Linked DNA regions of Homo sapiens: region 1 is linked to region 2. A link is a loop called in an ENCODE intact Hi-C map of the cell type or tissue named here. Cell type or tissue: heart right ventricle. All regions are shown on one strand. Each heading gives the region's core, and the rest is flanking DNA. Links, peaks and the distances in the headings are about the cores only.

Region 1 (6,210 bases), core at 701-5,700, 63 kb after region 2:
TCCTGTCTTCTTCTTCCCTACACCTCCACAATGTGTTCCCGACCCCATGTTCAGGCTCTGTGGGAAGGCTCTCTCCTCCTCCTCTTCATCCACCCATGCTTGGAGCATCCCTGTCAGCCTCAGGACATTATGGGATGGGTCCACCCAAGCCCGGGACTGAGGGAGGCTCAGGGACCCCCATAGTGGTTGCTGGTAACGCTGGAAAGCCCAGAACCACAGGCAGCTGGGAGAAGCTGCCCCCGCCAGGATGATGGAGTGGGTGTGACATAAATTTCTCAGGACAGGCAGCAAAAAACATTTACAGCCCCTCCTTGCTGAGTCTGGTTCCAATCAGGCCCCTGGCCGGCCCGCTCCCTACACCCGCCACACTGGGCTGGCTCCTCCAAAAGCCAGAGTCATTTAAGGCTTTTGTCTTTTCTCCTCCTCTCCCTACTGTTTCAAGAAACATTCACAAAGACATACATACATATAGGGCCCCTGCTCTTGTGGGGCCTCTGTGTACCCCCATGAGTGTACACATACACACTTATCCATACACACATGTGGCCCCCCCCGGGGTTTGGTATACCCACACACATATACAGACTAACAGATACACACACATACACACACACACACACACATGCACGCACACACACACCACATTCAGACTGGAGACTGGCCTTGGGTGGGCTGAGGAAGGCCATAACCTCAATTGCCAGCCATAAGCCACAGAGAGCAACATCCCCTCAGGTTAGGCACCGAAGGACCCAGGAAATGCCTTCCTGCAGGAACAGTTCCCGGGTCGCTCCTCTCCTGCTCCTCCTCCCAGCAATCCCTGGCTGCCATGGCAATGGCCTGCCAGGTCTGCCTTGGGAAAGCCCAGGAATGCCTTTTCTGAGGTGGAGTTAGGCTCTGGCCAGGCGGGGAGCGGGCCCTGAGGGAAGCAGAGGCTAACTGAGGGTGCCTTAGAGGGTAAACTGGACAGGCACAGGAGCCCCATCTCCCTCTCAGCCCAGGGCCCCAGAGGCCTTGGGCAAGCCCTACTCCAGCTCTGTGTCGCCCTCTTCCCCAGGCTTCTCTGGTACTCCACCCTGTTCCTACCCTCAGCTCAGACCACCAAATGCCTCACCCTGCCACCCAAGAAGTATCTGTTTCTCTTGATCCGAGCTGAACAAACTTCCTTTCACGGGCCTCTCTTGCCTACCTGAATGCTGAAGCCATTTGGTTCCTCCCGGAGAAGCCAGAAGGGGCTCTCTTGTTTACTCAGAACGCATGGGTCCAGTCATTTCACACCAGATCCCTGAAGTCAGGCCCGGCTTCTTTCCACAGCAATGGTCTCACACACGTGGGAAGGCTGGCGTCGGCAGAGAGGGAGAAGTTACTCCATGCACAATTTGGTGAGGATTTGGGGGCTAAGGGAATCCATTAACCTTTTTGCTTCTTTTTCCCCTAGAACAATCTGAATGGTGGTCCTGAAAGAACCTTAAAAAAGAAGCCGCTTTATGTGGGAGGGTATCATCTTCACCCCTTGCCTGGAGGCAGGATGATGCCATGTTATGAATGTGTGTTTAGGGAAGCCAGACCTGGGTTCAAATTCCTCATCATTCTTTACCAGCTGTGTGAACTTGGGCAATTAAGTTGAACATATTGATGGGTTTCTTCTCAAGATCTAACATGCCCAGAACATGGTCCATACTAAATACTCAAGAAATGCTCAATCTAGTTGCTTCACACTAACTCTGCCCCGCTGAAATGGACAGGCCTAGGGAGGGGGCAGCAGGAGGAAGGGAACTGATGTTCATTACATTCATTACTTTATTTAACACTCCTTGCTCCTGGTTGAGGTATTTACTATTAGGATCTCTGAGTTGAAACCTGCTCTCTCTAGCTCCTGAGCTCACACCAGGACATCATCCCATGCTGGAGGGATGGTGGGGGTGGGGGTAGGTCTTTTAACCCTGGTTTTGAGAGTGCTGCAGGCTAGTGCAAGAGGTGTTGTCAAGACCCCACCTCCAGCTGCCCCCTTCCTTGGGGGAAGTTGAGCAGACCAGCTGGCTGCCAGAGCCCGGCCACAAGCTGCCTCCAGAGTGACTTGGTGGACAACTTTATGAGGCAGAAAATCCAGCATCCACCTCTGGGAGCAGCAGCAGCAAAGTAGCTGACTTGGCTTTGAGTCATGCTCTTGCCCAGATAACCCAGAGCCCAGAGCACACCTGGCCCCAGGCATTTTTCAGCTTCCTTAGGCAGGGAAGCCTCTGAGAAGCCTCCAGGGAGGCAGATTTCAGCTGAGCATAAGCAAAGTCAGAGGTCTGCAAGGGTGGAACCAGTTACCTGGCAAGGAGTGAGTTCTCTATCACCACAGGTGTGTGAGCAGAGGCTGCCTAACACCCAGAAAGCTGGCTAGACAAGGGGTTAAAGCCTTCACCTAGGACAGGGGTTTCTGGCCTGGAAGTGGCCCAAAAAGAGACCCATGAAATTAAAGGCCTTCCTGAAATCATGTGCAACACTTTGTTTGCTGTGTACTTTTATAGGAAATGGGCTCGTTGCTTTCACAAAGTTGTTGAAGAGCACGCACTCCCCAGTGTACTTACACAGATAAGGAAATGGAGCCTTGGAGAGGGAAAAGTACTGACTCAGAATCTCTCAGCTTCCTAACCAGCTCACGATTCCACCCTGTTTTCTACTATACAAACTGCATTCCCATCCTGTGTAGGTGTCTCTTGATTCTCATGACAGCCTAGTGAAATGGATCACTGTTCTTGTCATTTTCCAGAGAAGGATTCTGGGGCCCAGAGAAGGGAAGGGCCTTGCTTGGGTCACACAGACAGTTAGAGGACAAGCCAGGACAAGATCCCAGGCATCCTATCAATTATTTTTCCCAAACTCCATTTTGTTCTTGCCTTCCAGAGGGCCAAGAAGCAAAGCTGCCTACAGTGGGATCTGCTGCTCCTCCTCCAGCCTGCAAGAGAACTCATAGCACCCTCTTGCCCGCTTCTTGCTCCCCATATTCTGGGGACCAGCCTCCACATCCCACCCCGCAGGCCTTGCTAAACATTCCTGGAATCTGGATTTGGAACAGTGGCCAGGGCATGGCATGAAGAGGGCACGAGAAGGCACAGAGCTGCAGTTACTCCTCCCCTCCAGAGAGCTTCCATTTTTACTTGAACCAGCTTGCAGCCAGGTGTGATCCCAGGAAAGCTGGGTGGCTGATGCTTGCACCCACACAGAAGTGCTTGTGACCTGTGTAAGCAGTGGTCAAGCCAGGAAAAGATGGGGCAGTGGCCTCTGCAGAGTAAAGAGGGCCCAGGGCCAAGGTAAGGAGGTCAGCCCCTTTCTAGACAATGCCACCTCTCTGTTACAGTTGAAAACAACAAATCTCTGTAGAATCTTCGGGGACAGGGGCCTGAAGATAAATGTCCCCCTCCACATCCCCCTTGGTGATGTCCCTGAGATGGGGCTGGTAGGCAAAGCCAGCCCACTGCCAGCCTCTGCTATTCCAGGGATGGACAGTAGAGGTGAGCGTCCAGCTAGCAAAGTAGGCTTTCCCTGCAAGGGACAAAGGCCAGTAGGTGGGGAGGTGGGGCATTAGCCATGAGGCATATCAAGCAGGAGAGGGGCAGGCCCTGAGCGGTGGGCTGTGGCCAGACAGGATAGGCCAAGAGAAGATCACAAAGACCCCAAGACCTGCAGTGCCACATAAAAACTGGCTGCTCAGTAGAGCTGTCTCCAGCTGGGCCAAGGAGGCCCTGTAAGCCACAGTACCCTTCAATTTTTCTTAACAAAGCTTATCCCTGTGCATTTTTGTTCTGATTATAAAAGTCAAACATACTCATAGTGGAGAATCTGGAGAATGACAATTACAAAGAAGAAAATTACCAACTGTGTGATGTTGAGCAAGTCACTTCACCTCTCTCCACTTCTGTCTCCTCATCTGCAAAATGGGGATAATATGGTATTTCTCCTGTAGGATAGATATAAGGAGTAAGTGTATATAAATATATGTAAAGTGCTGAGAAAAGCGCTATACAAGTGTTAGCTTTTATTATTATAATCCACTATAATCCCACCACCTAGAGTCAGACACTGTTAACAATTGGTTAATTTCCTTCTAGTCTTTTTATATGAACGTTTACTGTTAGTAAAAACAAAAAATCAGGATCATGCTGTATCTATGATTTGGTATTCTTCATATTTTAGCTTAACGTTATAGCATGAGCAAATTTTTCCTCCATAATATCCTTATAAATTGTAGATAATTGTATGTATTTAATTTTCTTATGGTGGACATTTAGCTTATTACTGTTTTTATGAATTGCTTTTACATATATTTTAATCCAAATTTGCAGATATTTCTTTAGTGTCAGTTCCTGTAAGGGTAATTATCGAGTCACAATGTATACCTGTTTTTAAGGGTCTTGATATTTCCAAATTGCCTGCCAAAAAGGCTATACCAATTTACACTTCCACCAGCAGTACATGAGATTGCCCATCTCACCGCAACCTTGGCCACTATTTTAAATTTTTGCTAAATTGATGCACAAAATGTATATCCTTTGTATTCCAACTGGTTGGAGTCAGGAATGGGACAGAATACCATGACAAGGACTGTTAAGTGGGTTCAGCCCTGTTGGTTAGAGTGGCCCAGATATACTTCCTACCTGGAAAAGGAGTAAGAATGAAAGATATGGTTGTGTGGTCACTCTAAGAAACCAAGAAAAAAAGCCCTAGTGCTAGGGGAATGAGGCCCAAGAAGATGTGATTGTCAATCCTTAGAGTTGGCCAGAAGGCCTCCCCCAAAATATGTGTGGAGTCCCCCTGCATGGCAAGACAGGAATAATTGTAATGTAAATTGGGCTTTGGAAATGCAAATGTAAATTCAGAGCTGGATGCATTGACATGGCTTCTGAACACTGGAGGCCTGGGTATGTGACTCAGGGGTCCCTGGCTAAAAAGCAATCCTAGGAGCTTTCAGAGAAACAGAAGATGGGGCAGTCATATTGTACAGAGAGCAGCTGCGGAGCTGTAGAAGTCAGGGTGGCCACTGGGAAAGAATCGTGGAGCCGGAAGGCTGGGAGGAGATACTGCTCAGGCATAGGCGGCTCCTGGGGTAGCGCAGGGCACTACGCAGGCCTCCCAGAACTGTGCAGGTACAAGCCGAGGGCTGGAGCTGAGGGCTAGACTTGATGTGTAAACTCTCAGCCAAGGCAAGTCAAAGGCGCAGGAATCAGTGAGCGGAATTCCATGAAGATGCAGATTCATGTTATCACCAGACCACAACTCTGATTATTGAGCAGTGACTGTTTGCCATGCTCCTAAGATAGGAGGTCAATGGATAATACCTACTCTACATGTGGGAACTGGGGCACAGAATGCCCAAATAACATGTCCAAAGTTACAGACAGTCACTGGGAGAGCCAGAAGCTGAGTCCAGGGCTCTTTTTACTCAGGCCCCTTTAGGCAATGAGTTCGGCAATTGATTTCCTTGGGTAGAGTTGGTGCAAGTTCTCCTCACTCTTGGCTTGAGTAGAGGAGTTTTCTTTGCCGGCCAGAGCCCCTGAAAGGATGTTATTTAAAGTACAGTAAAAAGTTGTTTGTATAGAAGCCCAGATGCAATAAAGCTAGAAAGAATGGGTTTAGATAGCAGCAGGAAGGACTTATGATAGACTCCAGGAAGAACCTCAAAGTACTTTATTGTATCTTTAGATACAATAGATAACCAGGAAGGCCAGGGTGCCTGTCTCTGCTATTTTCAGCAGTTGTCCTTTCCCACACCTTTTCCTTTCCCTTTCCCAACATCTCATTGCCCCATAGTCCCTCATTGTATGTGTTCATCAGAGGTGGTCTTGCCCACTACTAGCACACTCTGAGATCCTAGGACACTTGTGGCAATAGAACAGCTAGGATCCAGCTCAAGTCAGGAGTGGCCTGAAATTTTGTCACCCACACCCCTCACCAATCTCTGCCTGTGGGGCTCTCCATTTGACCCAGTGGCCTTCCCCACCAGCCAGAGTGTTGATCAGGGCAGCATCACAGAGAGTTAGGGGTGAAGACAGCAGAGTGGTGCAATGGAACAAGAATGGACTTGTGTTACACAGACTGCATCCCTGCTGTGCTACTACAGCTAGTTTGACCCTGAGCAGATGCATTCGCCTTCCTGGCCCTCACTTTATGACTGTAAAATGGAGGATGATAGTAACTATCCCATTGGGTTGCTGTGAGGTTGCAAAT
Region 2 (6,210 bases), core at 668-5,667:
GACTTAACCCCATGTTGCACATGAGGCTCAGCGGGAAAGGACCTGGCCCAGGTCACGTAGAAGTAAGTGGTGGCCTGTGTGCTTCTCACTCCCTGCCTGCGCAGAGGCGGCCTCCCATTGTGAGCCAGCCAGAAGCAGAGCATTCTGCCGCTTTCGTTATCAGAGAGGAAGAAACTGACAGGTACTCAAGGGACCCCAAGTTTATGCTGGTGCTAAATTGGGAGAGAAACACCTCATGTGGGCCCTTGCCTGAGGGGCACTGAGCAGCCCAGTGGTCAATGTCCTGGGCAATGGCTTGACAACCCAACAGACACCGTTAACACATGGCTGTTTTCTTCTCGATTTTCATCAGATAATGTTTATTTCTCTTCCCGATTATGAAAGGCACACAGGCATGCCTGTTTCTTGAAAGGGCCTTTGATAAGAGCCGAGGGCAGTACATGAAAGGGCTGCTCCGAAAGGGCCATTCTGCCAGCGCTTATACGCATGTGGCCAGGGTGGTTTTTTTGGTTGGTGTTTTGTTTGTTTGTTTGTTTTTTGGTTTTTTTGTTTGTTTGTTTTTTTAGGAGATGAGGGGAACAACCAGAGCGGTGGGCGCCCACCATGGCGCATGGACGCTTCCCCCCATCCCAGTGTGCCTCACAAAGGGACTCTTGTTCCCTCTGTCTTGGGGCAGGCCCTAGGCACTCTCACTTTTAGAGGCTTCACCCCACAGCGTGTCATATATATGAAAATGCTCCCACATCCCATATTAAATGTAATTTTTGCCATAAAATATTTCAAAGGATTTTATAATTCCGCTTTCGAAATTATTTGCCTATGAGTAACTCGTTTCATTCCCAATTGGCTCTGATTTCTTTGTAATCACTGTGCATACTTGGGAATTCTTGCAAAGTGAGGAAATCTAACCAACAAATTGTTTTCAAATGTAATGAAATTTTTAGGAATACTAAATTTAACAATTAATGAGGTTGGTATTATATTACATTTTGTAGACGTATAATAGAACATTTATTAATTCCAATTCTGCTGTTTTCTTTTCATATTTTAGAGCCAATAAATTTTCTTGGGGCTCACATGTTTTCATAGGCCCCTGAAAAGCCCGGAGGCCCTGGGTACTGTGCCTTTAGTGCCACGTGGAAAGAACAGCTTGGGCTCAGGACTTCAGGTGGTCTCCACCCGGCCACTGGAGAGAATGAGACAAAAAAGCCCCAGGTATCTTTCAGAAGGGGAAAGAGGGTGATGTGAGCTCCTCTGTGCTAAGTACTTCCTCACACATCATCTCCTACAATCCTCTCGCCACTCTGAGAGCCAGCTATTGTGATTATTTCTATTTTACAGATGAGGAAACTCAAGAAGCTATGAAAGGTGAAGGCATTTGCTCAGAGTCACACAGCTACTGAGGAGCAAACCAAGGATTTAACCCTTCATCCCTTTAGCTTTGAGGATCTTTCAGCTGCCCAGTGCCCGTGAAGATGAATAAATATTAACTATTACTATTATCATTATCAGAATCTTCCTCTCCCTGAAGGAATTAAGAGAAGAAAAAGCATCCTCATTCTACCGCTTACTAGCTGTGTAACCATGGGTAATGTACTTAATCTGTCTGTGCCTCAGTTTGTTCACCTATAAAATGGGGATATAGGACCTACCTCAAAGAGTTGTTGTGAAGAGTCATGAGTGAATACATGCAAAGCATTTGGCAAAGTGCCTGACACACAGTAGTGTTCAATAAGTGTTAACTATTATTATTATCATTGTTATTATTATAGTTCTCTGAGCACCAGGATCCAGGCTACCCACTGTGTGAGGCTCTAAGTTGGAGTCGCTGGGATATTGGGAAACAAAGAACAAAGAGGGCAGTGCATGGGCAACCTAAGCTTTTGGCTGGAACTGGGGCTTGCAAGATTTCTCCTTGAAAAGGATAATCTGATCTCTCAGGCTTGGAGGGGCCATAGATACCAACTGCCACCTGCCAGGCCTCTGGGACCCTGCAAGTAAGATGGGCTCCTTCACACCCAAAGCTGCCTAGGCTATTTTTAGTGATGATAGCAGCTGGCCCTGAGGCCTCCCAGAAAGCCTGGTGGAGAAAGGTGAGAAGAAGGGAAGGGGAGGGCCAGAGGGAATAGGAAGGATTCTGTTTGTGGCCGCCTGGCCCTCTTTCCTAGGCCTGCTTCAGTCCCTGGGGCCCACAGCACACCAGCGTGTGAAGTTTCTCCCTCAGTGCAACCTCTGCCCAGGGCCAGGGGAGCCAGAGACACTCACATCCCTCCCAGCCCAGCTCCTCATCTTGCAGGCACCCCACAAATCTCTTTCATTTGCCTCCTTCCAGCTGCTCAGAACCAATAGTCCTGGATGAATACTCAGGGCCAGATTGGAAGGACCCCAAGATCTCCCTTCAGGCTACAGAGGCCCAAAGCAGGGGAGGAATGTGGCCCCAGTCAGGCAGCCTGTCAGTGGCTTACCTGGGACTCAAACTCGGAGATACTGTCTTCCAGTCCAGTGCCTACATCACCACATCACTCCCTAGGCCCACTCTGTGGCCTTTGGCAAGTCCTACCCTGTTGGGGACATACACATGTTTGTGGTGGTGGCCCTGAGTCTGGTGAGAGGTCCAGCCTGAAGGAAAGTGGCTGCAGGGGCAAGTGAAGGGGGCTACCTCACATTGGCTTCCCCAGGGCCCAATGTGGTTCGGTTAAGTGCATTTTCCACAGCGCTTGCATGCTCCCATGTGCACATGCTTTGCCAGTATTATCTGGGCTGGGGCTCACCATGCCGCATGTGTAACCAGTTTGCCTATCCTCTCCCAATCTAGAGACGGTTGAAGCGATTCTAATTACAGCCTGCATTCCTGCTCTGTCTGAAGGCTTTCCCTTTTCCAAACGGTCTAGTTTTTTTTTTTTTTTAACTCAGCACTTGGCTCCCTTGCTCCCCGCTTCCGGACTACCGCAACACACACCTCATTCTCACGCCCTTCATCTCCTCCCCCTTTTCTGGGTTGGATTGTTCAACTTCAGCTTGATTTTCTGATGTCTGTGGCTTGGCAAGACTTAAGAAAACCCACTCTCGGTTGCCTCTGCATGCATGTGCGTGTGCGTGGGTGTGTGCTTGCATGTGTGTATGTGATGGTATGGGGTAATATGGCTGTGCATGGTGTGTTGGGCCTGTATGCATGGTGTGTGTACGTTGGTACATGCAAAAGTGTACATGCCTGCTTATGTACATATGATTTTGTCCACAAGTTCATGCTTCGTGGGGGGTTGGGCTAGGGTCTCTGTGTGCATACAAGTGTGTATCTGAGGGTATGCAGTCATGAGTGGCTGCTTGGAAGTTTGTTTCCATGCTTTGCTTGTTTGAAATTGTCTTCTCTCTCAACAGAGACACTGCCCCCTGCAGGTTATATGGGAGACCTACAGAGCTTCCCCTCGTTACAGGTCTTAGCTCACCCTCCGCCTCAGCACCACCAGCCAGTAGCAGGCAGGCAGTCTTTCAGCTTCCCCGTGTCTGCTGGCTTGACCTGATGAGCCCATTTTCTTGACGGAATCCTGCTATATCTCATTAGGACTCATATCCCTCTTTGCCTTGCTCACCACAGAAGCCAGGCCTCCTGGTCTTCCATCACCCCCCAAACTCCAATCCCTCCATTGCCGTGTACAGTCCCTACTTTGGGCCTCATCTTACATTCCTTCCAAGCTCCTCAAACCCTTCCACTCTGCCTTCTGGGACCCATGGTCTACTGGCAGCAACTGTTGCCCCTTCCCCATATGCTCAACCTCTTATAACCGTTTCCTTTATTTCTATACACCAAGGTCACAACTCTCCTGTTATATTTTGGGGGCTATATTTTTCTCTCACACCCCACATACCTCTGGGCAGGGAGATGGGGTAGATGTCCTCCTTGTTTCCCATGGCTGCTTCTAGACCACTTGTTTTCCTTCCTCCTTCTAAAACAATGGCTCTTCCAAAGACTGCCTCATCTCCCACCCCTCCTGAAGGCTGCCATCTTTTGACTGTATTTGTCGCTGCCCTCCATTCACTGAAGATGTTAGTAGGTGGCTGACTGTCTCCTCTCTACCCCCACATCCTGCAACTTCTTCATTAACATAGACCTACCACTCTGGCTTTTCTCTTCCTGGAGTACCTCACACCTCCAAGGATCTGGCCCTTCATCCCATCTGAGTCACTGATTCTCTTGGCCATACCCTTGACCTTGCCATCATGATTAATGACATCAGTTTAAGAATCTTGATTTCAATCATCTCACTTTTTGATCCTACACTCTATTATTCTTATTCCCTCTAGTACCCTTACCTACCAAGGCTCCGTCCTCACTTAGGCCTCGAATCCACTGCCCTGCTACTTTTTCCTCACCCATGCACTCCTCCAGCTTCTGCCTCATCACTCTGCTTTCCTTCACAGTGGGACCTCTCACACCAGATTTCTACACTCAATGTGTCTGCTTCCTCACAGCCCATTCTCACCTCTAGCTACCCTAGAGGACTTCCATCCTCACTGAAATTGCTCTTGTCAAAGATCACCAATGACCCAACATTGCCAACCCCAACGATCTGCCTTGCCTTTCTGGACCTCTCAGAAACATTGGCTATAGTTGACCACTCCCTCCTGGAGCCAGGCTTTCCTAGTTTCAGGCTTTCCTACTATTTCTCTGATTGTTCCTTCTCTGTTTTTTTGCAGGCTCTTCCTCTAAATGTTGGATCTTAGTGTTAGATGTTCTCATCTCCTCTACCTATATTTTCTCTATAAATGATCTCGTCAAGCCCCATGGCTTTAAATACCATCTATATGCCAATGACTCCCCCAGATTTGTATCTTCCATCTTGATCTTTGCCCTAAACTCCATGCTTGTATATCTAACCGCCTGGTTTGGTGGTGGTGGTGATGGGGAATCAAGTATTCTTTTGTAGCCAGAGTATATTTGAGATGCCTAACTAGACAATTCGAGTGGATATATGGAGGAATCATCCATTGGAGGTAATCAGGAAGAGCCTGACACCTCTACTGAAGTCTGTTGTAGCTAATTACCCATTTGATATCCACTTCTCTCTGGCCACCAGCCTAGGCCAGGCCACCATCATCTCTCACCTGGACTGGTGCAATACATTTCCCTGCTTCTACTCTTGCCCCTCAATAATCCATACCCCTTGTAGCAGCCAGAGTGATCTTAAAACACAAATTCAATCACACTCTTTAACATGTTTAAAGCCCTTTAATGGCTTCTCATCACACATAGAGTAAAACTCAGAGTCTTTATCCTGACTTATAAGGCTTTATGTGATATGGTCCCTTTCTGTCTCTCCAACTTCAGCTTTTACCCCTTTTCCCCATCACGTTCATTTCCACCTCAGTGCCTTTATGCTTTCTGCTGTTTCTTCCTCAAACCCTTCCCCCAGATTCCCACATAGCTGACTTTTTCTTGTCAACTGGGTCTCGACCCAAGCATTACCTCCTCACTGAGGCCTTCCGTGATCACTCAATCTAAAATAGCCCCCTCTAACATCATAATTACATAAGCCTGGTTTATTTTCTTCATAGCTCCTGTCACAATCTGGGATTAACTTGTTAACTTATGGTTACTTGTTTATTGTTCACCCCTTCCCCAGGCTAAATGCTAAAGTTCATGAAAACAAGGACTTTGGGCTGTTCACTGCTGTATCTCCAGTGCCTTGAAACAGTGCTTGGCACAGAGTTGGTGCCCCATAAACGTTCATTGAAATAATAAATATGCACGTATATATCTTCATTCAGTTGAGTTTTCAGAAGAGCCTTTTCCGTGGGTAGAGGACCTGCTCAGTTTCTACAAGGAACATGTGTGAATGGTGTGTGGGGCCTGTACACGTGCAAGGAGGAGAAGGGGTTGGGGCGCAGGGCTTTAGCAGCACCAAGAAGCCAGTGCAGGGCGGGCCAGACAGGCGGCTGAAGGGAGCCTGCTTCCCCTCCATTGATTGCATTAATGCCAGGGATTTGGAATGAGGCAGGTTGGGTAATGGGTGGTAATTCAGTCCAGGTTTCACACAAATTCACTGCTGAGAACCAGAGTGGGGAAGGATGAGAAAGACAGATGGGGAGAGAGACAGGCAATCCCCCAGAGCCAGTGCAAGGGTGAGCTCCAGGCAGCAGGGATAAGGCAAAATCTGACTGAGGACTGTAGTCCTGACCTCTGCCATATAGGTTCTCTGTGCTCATGGCGCT

The links. Peaks named below come from ENCODE experiments on the same cell type or tissue, not always from the same donor. Only the 100,000 strongest peaks of a DNase experiment are listed, where the experiment ranks them.
Region 1: it touches region 2 in a loop (2.3-fold over the local background); 3 of 110 quality-filtered maps call a loop at or near these places.

The regions. Positions count from the first base shown.
Region 1 is chrX:69,028,732-69,034,941 of GRCh38, reverse strand. It overlaps LOC102723911 (a long non-coding RNA gene), which reads right to left and starts at 3,938. Exons shown (of 5, transcript XR_938425.3): 1 at 3,859-3,938; 2 at 1,187-1,336. LOC105373242 (a long non-coding RNA gene) reads left to right here. Exons shown (of 6, transcript XR_001755876.1): 6 at 2,890-3,822. RefSeq lists an enhancer at 599-1,407. In heart right ventricle, for the core only: a CTCF peak has its summit at 3,526; no DNase peak of the experiment used is centred there.
Region 2 is chrX:69,091,333-69,097,542 of GRCh38, reverse strand. It overlaps LOC124905196 (a long non-coding RNA gene), which reads left to right and starts at 1,074. Exons shown (of 2, transcript XR_007068261.1): 1 at 1,074-1,215; 2 at 1,342-1,658. RefSeq lists an enhancer at 2,360-2,860. In heart right ventricle, for the core only: a CTCF peak has its summit at 3,390 (motif pointing left); a DNase peak (open chromatin) is centred at 3,382.